Regions from separate parts of the Homo sapiens genome. Here region 1 is linked to region 2. A link is an interaction called in ENCODE POLR2A ChIA-PET data of the cell type or tissue named here. Cell type or tissue: MCF 10A. All regions are shown on one strand. Links, peaks and the distances in the headings refer to the core of each region. The heading gives the core; the rest is flanking DNA.

Evidence for each region. Peaks named below come from ENCODE experiments on the same cell type or tissue, not always from the same donor. Only the 100,000 strongest peaks of a DNase experiment are listed, where the experiment ranks them.
Region 1: POLR2A ChIA-PET joins it to region 2 with 5 read pairs; 2 of 35 experiments call an interaction of 5 or more read pairs at or near these places.

What each region holds. Positions count from the first base shown.
Region 1 is chr2:181,855,233-181,860,629 of GRCh38, forward strand. No RefSeq gene overlaps it. Among named protein-coding and RNA genes, the nearest start is that of ITPRID2, 34 kb to the right of the region's middle. In MCF 10A, for the core only: no CTCF peak of the experiment used is centred there; a DNase peak (open chromatin) is centred at 2,449.
Region 2 is chr2:181,782,788-181,788,184 of GRCh38, forward strand. No RefSeq gene overlaps it. Among named protein-coding and RNA genes, the nearest start is that of NEUROD1, 100 kb to the left of the region's middle. In MCF 10A, for the core only: no CTCF peak of the experiment used is centred there; DNase peaks (open chromatin) are centred at 1,994 and 3,144.

The sequences.
Region 1 (5,397 bases), core at 294-5,293, 72 kb after region 2:
AAAAGAAGCCCTATACTCTCATTAGCAGTCATTCTCTATTTCTGATTCCAATACCCCAGCCCAGCACTGGGTAACAAATGGTCTATTTTCTGGCTCTATAGATTTCCCCACTCTGGATTTTTCATATTATTACAATTATACAGTATGTAATCTTTCTTTTTTGACTGGCTTCTTTCATCTAGCATAATGTTTTCAAGGTTCATCCATATTGTAGCATGTGTTAACACTTAATTCCTTTTAATTGCCAAATAATATTTTATTATAAGAATATACCACAATTGTTTATTCATAATCAGTTACTGGACATTTGGGTTGTTTCCACTTTTTAGCTACTATGACTAATGCTGCTGTGAATATAGATATACAAGTTTGTGTGTGGACATGTTTTCAATTCTCTTGTGTATATACCTAGTTGTGGAATTGCTAGATCATACAGTAATTCTATGTTTAGCATTTTGAGGAATTGACAGATTGTTTTCAAAGTGGCTACACCAGTTTACATTCCCATCAGCAATGTATGAGGGTTCCAATTTCTCTGCATCCTAACGACCCCTTTTATTGCTATCCTATGTGTATAAAGTAGTATCTCATTATAATTTTGATTTGCATGTCCCTAATAACTAATAAGGTTGATCATATTTTCATGTGCTTTTGGCCATTTGTATATCTTCTTTGGAGAAATGCCTATTAAAATCCTTTTCTAGTTTTTATTTTCTAAAAAATTATCCAGTTGTGAGTTGTTTATATATTCTTTATATATGACTTGCAAATATTGTTTCCCATTCTGTGGGCTGTCTTTCCTTTCTTGTTGTTGTCTTTTGAAACATTAAACTTTCTAATATTAAAGAAGTCAAATTTATCTATTTTTTGTTGCTTATATTTTTGGAGTCATATCCAAGAAGCCATTGCCTAACCCAATGTCATATTTACTCATGTTTTCTTCTACGAGTTTTATAATTTTAACTTTTACTTAAGTTCTTTGATCCATTTTGAAACAATTTTTGTATAGAGTGTGAGATAGGGGTCTACCTTAATTCTTTTCCACGTACTTATTCAGTTGTCCTAGTGCCATATTTTGAAGTTAACTGTGGTTTTAAACCACTAACAAGGAAGCTATAACTTTAGTAGTTATGTTAGTTATCTGTCACTGAGTACCCTAGCAAGCAAATTCAACTCTGAGGGGCTTTATGTATCAATATTTGTTCTGTAAATTTGTACACATTGTACACTGTTCTTGCTTTTGAATATTGTGTTGGTATTGTTCTTTTAAATATCTCAGATGTTTGGATGTATTTCTTACCTCCAAAAAATTATTTACTATATTTAAGGTGAAAATGGATGACAATTTTCAAAAGTAATTTAATCTTGACCTACACAGAACTTAGAAATTCATCCATTTATTCCCTTCACAAACACTTATTGAGGAAAAAATATGTGCCAGGTATTCAATACTGAGGATTTAATAATGAACAAAACATAGTCCCTGTCCTCAAGGAACAGTTTGTAGAGAGAAGAGGTGAAAAGTGTATGAAAATAGGTATATAATAGGTCAGATATCAATATGTGTTATAAAGAAAATGAAAGAGTAAGAGGATACAGAGTGATACAGAAAGGGGTTACTATAAATAGTATAGCATAGCATCTATTTATATAAACCTGCTATATTATAAATAGTATAGTTATCTATTTATATAATAGTATAGTATAGTTATCTATTTATATAATAGTATAGTATAGTTATCTATTTATATAATAGTATAGTATAGTTATCTATTTAGATAAATAGATAACTATAGCTATTTATTAGTAAAGCAGATATACTAATAAAGAGTGTTGCATACAATGGGAACAGCAAGTGCTGAAATCTGAGATTCAGTGTGCTTGGTTCAGCTCAATTTTTCCCTTTCTTCTATTTCTAACAGAAATGGCATAATTTCTGTACTAACTCCATTTACCACAGTTTCTTTTCAAAAAGGATTTAGCCATAATGGATTATACATTGTATCATACCTAAGAAGATTTGTTTAGATAATGTTTCAAAATTCAATACATTTACAAACTAAAACAACTAACAAAACATTTTACTATGATACATTTTGCATCCTTGCAGAAGCACTATTTATGATGTTGTAACTTCAATCCAATTCAACAAACTTTATTGAGCACCTATGGTGATATTTCCAAAGTTATAATCTGTGGATCATATTTGTGGTTTAGAACTTCCACTAGAGACTTGACAATTGTTTAGGTAATTAGGAATAGTTAGTTAAGACTTAGTAATTTATGATAACTAGATTTATATTTTGACAATGCAGAAGGTAGTCAACATTGTCACTGGAATGACTTAATTCCAAGGAGCTATATGTTGAGAAATCTGGATAGTTTATAAACAGTCTACCTTGAGCATCATCAGTTATGACACACTGGGTGTGTACAGTGGGATCAGTTCATCACTTATGCCATATATGGCTCTGGTGATTCAATGACTCACTGGAGCTAATGTTGGAAATTAGACGTTGTTACCTATGTACTATGTTCCCACTGAATATTAATATCCAAAGAAAAAATCTACTTGCTACAAAAAGGTTCAGTGCATTTTACAGTCATTACTGTCTTCAATAGTCATTACTTTTCAGGAACAATACCCTGAAAATCCATGCCCCACCTTTCTCTGTTCGTCCTTGCCCCTGTTTGTGATCCCTATTTCAGATTACCTAGGGCAGCTAGCTAATATTCTGTGGCCTAGATATGTGAAAGTAAGATGATATAATACCTTCCCTATTTAGACTCGAATATTCCAAGGTTTCCCCAAATCTTCACATTTACTAGATGATCCTAGGTGCACTTAGACTTGCTCTCTGTATTTTGGCAGATAAAGCAAACATCCCTAAGTTTCAATGTTTCCAAGGAGTACCACTGCAAGTTGGTCTATGATTGAGGCATATACACAGTAAAAAAATTAAATTAAAAAATTAAAATGCAATTATAGAATGCCCTCTTGCCTTTACATCAAATATATTCAATTATTATCTACTGCTTATGGTAAAATAATCCTTCTTGACCCTGACTTCACATTAAGACTATTTTCTCTTGGCTAGCATTTCTTATGTTCTATTTTCCACATTAAATTGTATATGTGTCATTTGACTGTCATGACCTAGAAGCATATTCATATTCTGCCTGTAGAGGGTTCTCAAAAAGTATTTACTAATTTATTATTACTATGCTTTGAAGTATTAGGGAGATAAATAGCACAATGATCCCATCGGGTTCAACTTTGTTTCTATTTCGGTTTTTGGTTTTGCTTGTTTAGTAAGATTTGGGTTTTTTTTTTTTTTTAAATAGAAGATGAGTGGGAAGAAAAGTTTAAAGTGTGTTATTTCTTTAGTAATATTTTTTCTTGTTTTACCTGCCTTGTAATCAGAAATAGATTTTAACTTTAAAAAAACATTGTGAGTCCTAATTGCTATTTCCTTTAAATGTGGCCGAAGTGACCGTCTTTAAAGGGTGTTACCAGATTTAAGCTTTGCCAAGTAAGGAAGGTGGAGCTGTGTGGGAATGAGGTTTTGTTTAATCAGGTTGTATAATATTTTGCTGAGACATGTTAGGGAAAGCAATCCAATGTGATGTGGACTCAGTATGAAATCACAGTCTGAAACTCACCTTATAAAATTTAGAGAACTTTTGCCATCCTCTTATAAAATTATATAGCAGTAATGCTAGGAAAATGAACTCTTGATTCAATGTATACATACAAGCCCTTCCCTAACATTTATGGGACTAGAAAGAGCACAAGTAGTGGCCCACATACAATATGCTGAATTATAAACCGTCCTAAATATCTTTAATTGAGTGGGTTCTATCCTCCTACCTTAGAAAATATACCTAAAGGCAAGGTTCAAATTTAAATTAAAATTCTTTGATTCCTTGTAGCTTCATGTTGAAGAAGTAGAGATGCTGGAAGATCCTGATTTAAAGCACATAGCCCAGGCCCCTCCTTGCACCTGCTCCCATCACCAGCTCCCACAACCAGCTCCTCCTTGCAAGATGAGGGATCTCAAGAGTATGCATGAAGCCACTTCTGCCCACATATCCAAATTCCATCCAGACACCGTGCAAACAGCTGCCACTTGAGCATTCCTCAGGCCTAGAAGTGTTTCATACCCATGGGATAGTCCATTCCTGGAAACAGGCCTGTGGAAGAAGCTGAAGCAGGTACATGGCCATTTGGGGGTGGGGAATGAAATTCAGGGATTTCAAGTAACCACAGAAGGCAAAGAAGAGGTTATGGCTCAAGCTATGGGTGGGTATAATCCTTTGATTCCAAAATTCTTTGTCCTGGTCAAAGAACTGTAGCCAGAGGAGGGACAGAGAGATTCTCTGAAGCATGAGGCCCACAACAGAGACCCTCTTGCCTGGGATAAAAGTCATACTCTGTAGTGTGTGTGAACACACATATGTATATCAACAATGCCAAGCCCCATATAATCATGTATTGATTATCTTATCTAAGGGAGAGCTATAATGTTATAAATGACCCAAAAGAGTGAGTAATACAACACATTTGTGACTGGGTATATACTGCAATGATTAGTTGATTGTAGATATAGAAATACTTCATTTTACTAAAAAAAAGACTGAAGCCCCTCTCAGAAAAGCTTGGAAAGCTACCAAGTTTCCCTAATTTATACACTGAAGGATCAATTTCATCTTGCTCCTTGCTGGACTGCACTGCACTGCACTGCCTGCACTAGCAAAAATGCTGACTTGGTGATGCCCACTTCAACTAGGTTCCTCCTCTCTCACTGGTGGCTTCACATCCTCTTCCTTTGAGTGTCCTTGATCTTCTTGTATGCATGCTGGAAGGGGCTCTCTTCAAAGTTCTTAACACTTTAATCCCCTGAGCCACCAACTACCTTTGGCAAAGGAGAGAATTGAAGCTCAATCTTCAGTCTTTGGAATAAAAAATATTGAAGCCTTAACTATATTTACTTTTGTGATAGGTCGATATAGAGAGAAGATAATTAGAAAAATGGAGCATATGAATATGAAACAATTACCTTATTATGTGTGAATGTGAATTTTTTTAAAGAGTTAATGTTTTAGCTAAGGTCTGTATTTCAGGAGTGCAGAAGTCAAAGATGAGTGTGGGACATAGGAGAAGCTATCAAGTTATATAAAATGCAGTAAAGTAATTCTTAATAAAAATGGCAGCAGATGTCTGAGCAAATATTACAAATACTTACATGTGAACTATTCTGCTATAATGCTATATTTAATAGTCAGATAACTTGAAACAGTGAATTTAATCTGTTGTGATCTGATTTGCCAGAATTTGCAACGAGACAATATATTTTACTAATATTTTAAGTGATCCACATCCTGGATTATGATCAT
Region 2 (5,397 bases), core at 311-5,310:
AGGAAGGCCTGGGGCCACCTCCTGTGCTGGAAAGGTCAAGGAACCTTTCTTCCCTACAGACTTCAAAGGGAACTCACCCTGCTGACACCTTGGTTTCAGTATTCTGGCCTCCAGAACTATGAGAGAATAAATTTCTGTTGTTTTAAGACAAGAAGTCTGTGATAATTTGTTATGGCAGCCCTGGGAAACTAATACACCCACTAAATAAATGTTGAACAAATGGTTTGCTATTGTCTGGGTTTTGGTCCAACCCTGTTCTCTGGTTTCTGGCAAGTGCAATAGGGAATAAGTCGTGCACTTTTCATTAGGAAACACTAGCAGAAAGGAGGTTTGGATGCAAAACGGATTTCAGAATTAGACATATTGAGTTTCAGTTGTCTGTGCCATATGTAAGTGGAGATGTTGAAGTGTCAATCAGATGTATCATTATGGATTTCAGAGTCCAGGTTTGGGCTGGGTATATATGTTGAAATTTATCTGCATACAAATGGTACATGAAACACAGAAGTGGTTAAGAGTGCCTAGGAAGTGAGTGAGAAAAGATGAGCACTTCAAACAGTTCCCCAAGGTGTCCCATCATTCAAAATGGACTAGAGGAGAAAGAGATACTAAAGGAGACTGGGAGGGAAAAATAGAGAAGACAGAGAAAAGCCAGGAAAGGAAGTGGCATATCAGCCAGAGAAGGGGGCTATTTCAAGAAGAAGAGAACATTCCCCATTTTGAATGCTGAGAAGATGTCAGATAAGATCCAGATTGAAACTGGCCATTGGTGTTAGCAACACAAAGGTCACTGGTGACTTAAACAAGAGTAGTTTAGGCAGAGTGGTATTCAGATTGAAGTAGGTTAAGAAGTATATACATATTTGAAATATTTTAATACATTTTGTAAAAGGAAGAAAGAAATTCAAGATAGCAAGCCTTGCAAAGTTTGGCTGTGAAGGAGAGCAGGACAGGAGGGTTGTGTGTGTGTTAAGATGAAAAAGACTTAGGCAAGTTTAAATGCTGTTGAAAGGGAATGTTAAGGGGGAGAGTTAATGAGAGGAAATGAGTTTGAGGATACAGTGAGGGGGAGAGTAGAGATAATAGTGCAAAGTCTATATAGAAGGTGATCACAGATGGGATTCACAAGACACATGGAGGAATTTGGGCTTAGATAGGAGGGGGAATCCTTTCCTCCCCTGTAACAGCAGGGAAGTTAAAGAGAGGTGAGAGTAGCTGTGGACAAGCAGGTCACAGACTTTTTTTGATGGGAGGCCAAGGCTATGTTATCATCTAACGTGTATATTTTCCCAGAATATTAAAAGGCTATACATTTACTTTCTTCTAGTTCATATTGTACACTATGCTGAGATTCCCTTCTCTGCCTATAATTAATTCAAATCAGTGATATGTTAGGGTAGTGACTTCTCTAAAACTTCAGGCCATATAACTAGGTATATTGTGTCAGGGCGCTATGCTATTCTTATAAAATAAAGAGTTCTACAATTACATTTGGTCATTAATATCACCAGAAAATCTCACACATATCCATAGAATGAAATGTTTTGCTACCTTCCCAAGAGAGAATAATTGTGTTTTCAAAAAGGAAAAAAATATGGTATATTCATGAAAAGAATTGTTTTGAGGATTTGTTGACTTAACCAAATTTTTAAAAATGTAAGCAGTCTTATAATAGCATAATTGTTTTATGATTATTCCCAAAGTAAACTGAGTAAATATTGGAATGTGGGGCTGTTCATACATTTACACACAGTGTAAAGCAAGTATAATGATAGATACAGAGATAAGTGATTAGGTAGGTGGGTAGGTAGTGAAACTCCTTAACATCTATCCTACTGCTCCTGTTACCAGGCACATGATTAAGCTATAGCAGCTGGCTGTTGATTTAACCTTTGAGTTTTCTGGCTCCCGGCATGTAAGAATCCTAACATTATGCCTGAGCAACACTGAATAATAAGCCAGATACTGCTTTGAAAATGTGTGTGGTCCCACACATATAATTTTTTTTGATGAGCTGTTTTTCTTTTAACCTTAATCCTTTTAGTTTGTTATGAAATTCCTTATGGCATAATCACCCCCAGGAATGGCAAGGATAGAGCCTTTTCCCTCGCAACCCTCCCACCCCACCCATTTTCTTTGACGTGACAATTATTGTCTGATAATGATGTGGTAGAAACAGCAGCATGCTTGAGAATCAAGATTTAACTACGAATGAATGTCAATTCACTACTTTAACCTAGTACTTTCATTTTGATCCTGTACATGTTAGCCTTCTGATCTATGGTTCATAAGCTGTTCTATTTGAGTGTATTACTGGGAGGCAGGTGTTCTATTTGAGTGTATTACCGGCAATTACTTCCCATCATTGAAGTTAAGTAAATTTTGCCACACTTTATCTTTTGTTTTATAAATCACAGCAGGTACCATAATTCATTTCAGTAATTTATTCATAGGACAATTATATAGTTATTAATGGAATAGTAATGGAGTAAAGGTTTTCTTTTAAAACCCAAGTACTGTACCTTTAAAAATATCCTAGACTTTATCAGTCTTCTGATAACAAAATACTAATAACTTTTCATTTACATTTTAAAAGGAAACACTATATCTGTATATACTTTTTCAGTTTCTAAATTTTAGTTGTGGACTTGTAATTCCAAGTTATAAAACTGTCATTTAGAGAATATTGGGTTTTATTATTGAAATGGGAAGGTTAAAAAATGGTGATACAGAGAACATTATACATTTAAATTTTCAGGATTGGCAAATTGGGTTCATATAGGCCCCTAAAAATGTTTGTGGAAACCAACAAACAAACTGGAATAAGAGTTCAGAGAACAAGGGTCTAAGGTTATATACAACTGACTGCAAGATCTTCAGCAAATCATTCAATGTCTCTAAGCTCCTCTTTCCTGGATCATAAAAGAAGTGTATCAGACTAGACATTCGTTCTAATACTCTTTTTAGCTCTAACATTTTCAGGACAACCACACTTTATGGGTCAGAGAGTAATAACTATAAATAATGATTTATTTCTTCCAGAAAAAACATGCTCAATAAATTACTGTATTACAAAACACAGGAGGAGCCTAGCCTAATAAAAAGGACATGGAATGAGTCAGACTGAGGCTGAAATCCTAGCTTCACCATTACTGGCCTTAAGCAGTTCTGCCAGTTTCCTCACCCCTCCAGGTAGAATGCTATCTCTGCTTTATTGTTTTTATCATGGAGGATTGCTATGAAGATAAAGGTGTCAAGCACAATTTAGGTGCTCAATAGGTTATGTATGTTCTTGACTCCTTTTAAAATTTCATTGAAAATGCAAAGTATATGTGTAGTAGATGTCTAGGGGTATAAGATTAGTCACACAGTATAAGAAAGAAGCATTAAAAATGGCCAGAAAAATTCCCAAGTCACGAGATTGAGGCAAGGAGTTTCTAAATAAGGTCAGTAACTGCATACTGGGGAAGTGGGATAATGATGTTAACTCAAAGTAGAACTCCATTATAGTTAGCATTAAGAAATACACCAATGTAGGAAATAAGGCAAAGGGAATAGAAAGACTATTAAAAAATAAAAAATAAAAAAAACCATCCTCAACAAGCAGGAAGTCAATTAACTCAACAGCAAAAATCAGCCAGGTAGGAAGGTTTGTGAAGGGAAATCAGTGGAATGAGAATTTTTTCGTGTGTCCAGGCATGAGCAAGGTGCTGGGCTGAATTCTCATTAACAGACCTGACCTAAACTTTCTTGACCTCCTCTGGCTGCTTTTCTCAGTACATTTTTGACACAGAAGTGCACTGGACTAGAAATCGGAATGCTCACTCTGCTGTGCTGTGGAAATGTGATTGTAAATGAGTCTCATTACCTTGAAGCCTGTTTTCTCCTACCTAGAGAATGCATTGTAAGGAAAGAATGATGCAATATAAGCTGCTCCTAGGTCATCCATATTCCAAAGGTGCAACCCTTAATTTTCAAATCATAATTTTGGAGTGAACCTTCCAATGGTCTATTTGCTTGAAATAAGCTCCTCTCAAAGTTTTACCCCAGCTATTTCTGAGAGTTCCTCAGGGATCTCGTGATCTCTGATAGAATCCTTACAGTTTCTTCTGATCTCTTTCTTCCATTTCCCTGTTGATTCTGTTGTTGCTCACACTTTTGAGGTAATCATTTGGGAAAACGGTACCCTACAGGCATTCCTGCTCTCAGAACTGGGCAAAGGTGCTTGCTTCAACCTTCCTCCAGCCATGCTGCTCTCCATGGGGTGTGAAATCCATTGGGTTTACTTCCCCTTTTCTAGACCATGCTCTAGGTACCAAGGACTCAAGACTCTTCTGCTTAGAAGGACTTCTAAGGCCCTTCATTCTGAGGCTAACACATGCCAGTGTGCAACTCTGGGGGCTCAAAGTGCAGCAAAAGGTGACTGTTTTCTGTGGGAGTGTGTGTGGAGCTTGGAAGCATGACCTGGGATATCCACACATGGTGAGCAAGGCCCTTCCTCATATGAGACAGAGAGAGTGAGCATGGAAAAAGAAGGCTGTGGGTGTCGGCAGGAGAGAGAGGAGGGGGTGGAGAATTCTAAATTTCAACTGTCCTTCAAGTCATTATGAAGAGAGATTTGTCAAGGTAGAGGATGAGACATATTCCAGGAAATTAGGTAGCTTGATTTATAACATTTAAATATTTGGACATAGGTATGCAAGTCTCCTCTGTGCTCCTGCCCAGGCCTGTGGATGCTGGGGTAGACCTGTCTGAGGTGAAGTGATCACCACTGATACCTCTTCAGCACTAGGGAGGGCTCTAATTCCTCTTAGCGCAGGTGACACCAGTCTGTGAGTTTAACAAGATCTCCTTGAAGGCCTGGAAATAATATAAGTCTAATACAAAGTAACCAACAGCTATTATCAGTGGTGGTTACTTAGGATTCACAGACCCAACTGGACTGCAGAGTTCCTTACACACTCCCACAGCTTCTGGGATCATGGAGACCAGCTCAAACCCACAAATGGGAGTCTCCAGACACCTCCAAACACTAGTCTAGGCCTGTTTATTGTGGTTCCTGTTGTTTTAAATGAAGTCATACTTGTTTCATTGATTGACAGTGGCACTATCTGTTTCCTTCAGATGAGATACCACTTCCCCCTCAGCCTCTACTTGTGTGTTATATGACAACAGTGGCCTGGAAGAGATCATCACAGTTGTTCCCCTTATTTATCAAAATCCCGATTGTTTTATTTTAAACAGCACACATCTGAGCTAGTAACAGTTTGGTCCAAGCAGCAGAGCACAAACCCAACACCAATTTCCTGTCACAGCCTCACCTGCAATGGGAGATGGGAGAACGATGAGATTGATAGGTCCCTCCTGTCACAGCCTGGTCTCAATTCCTAGACTCCT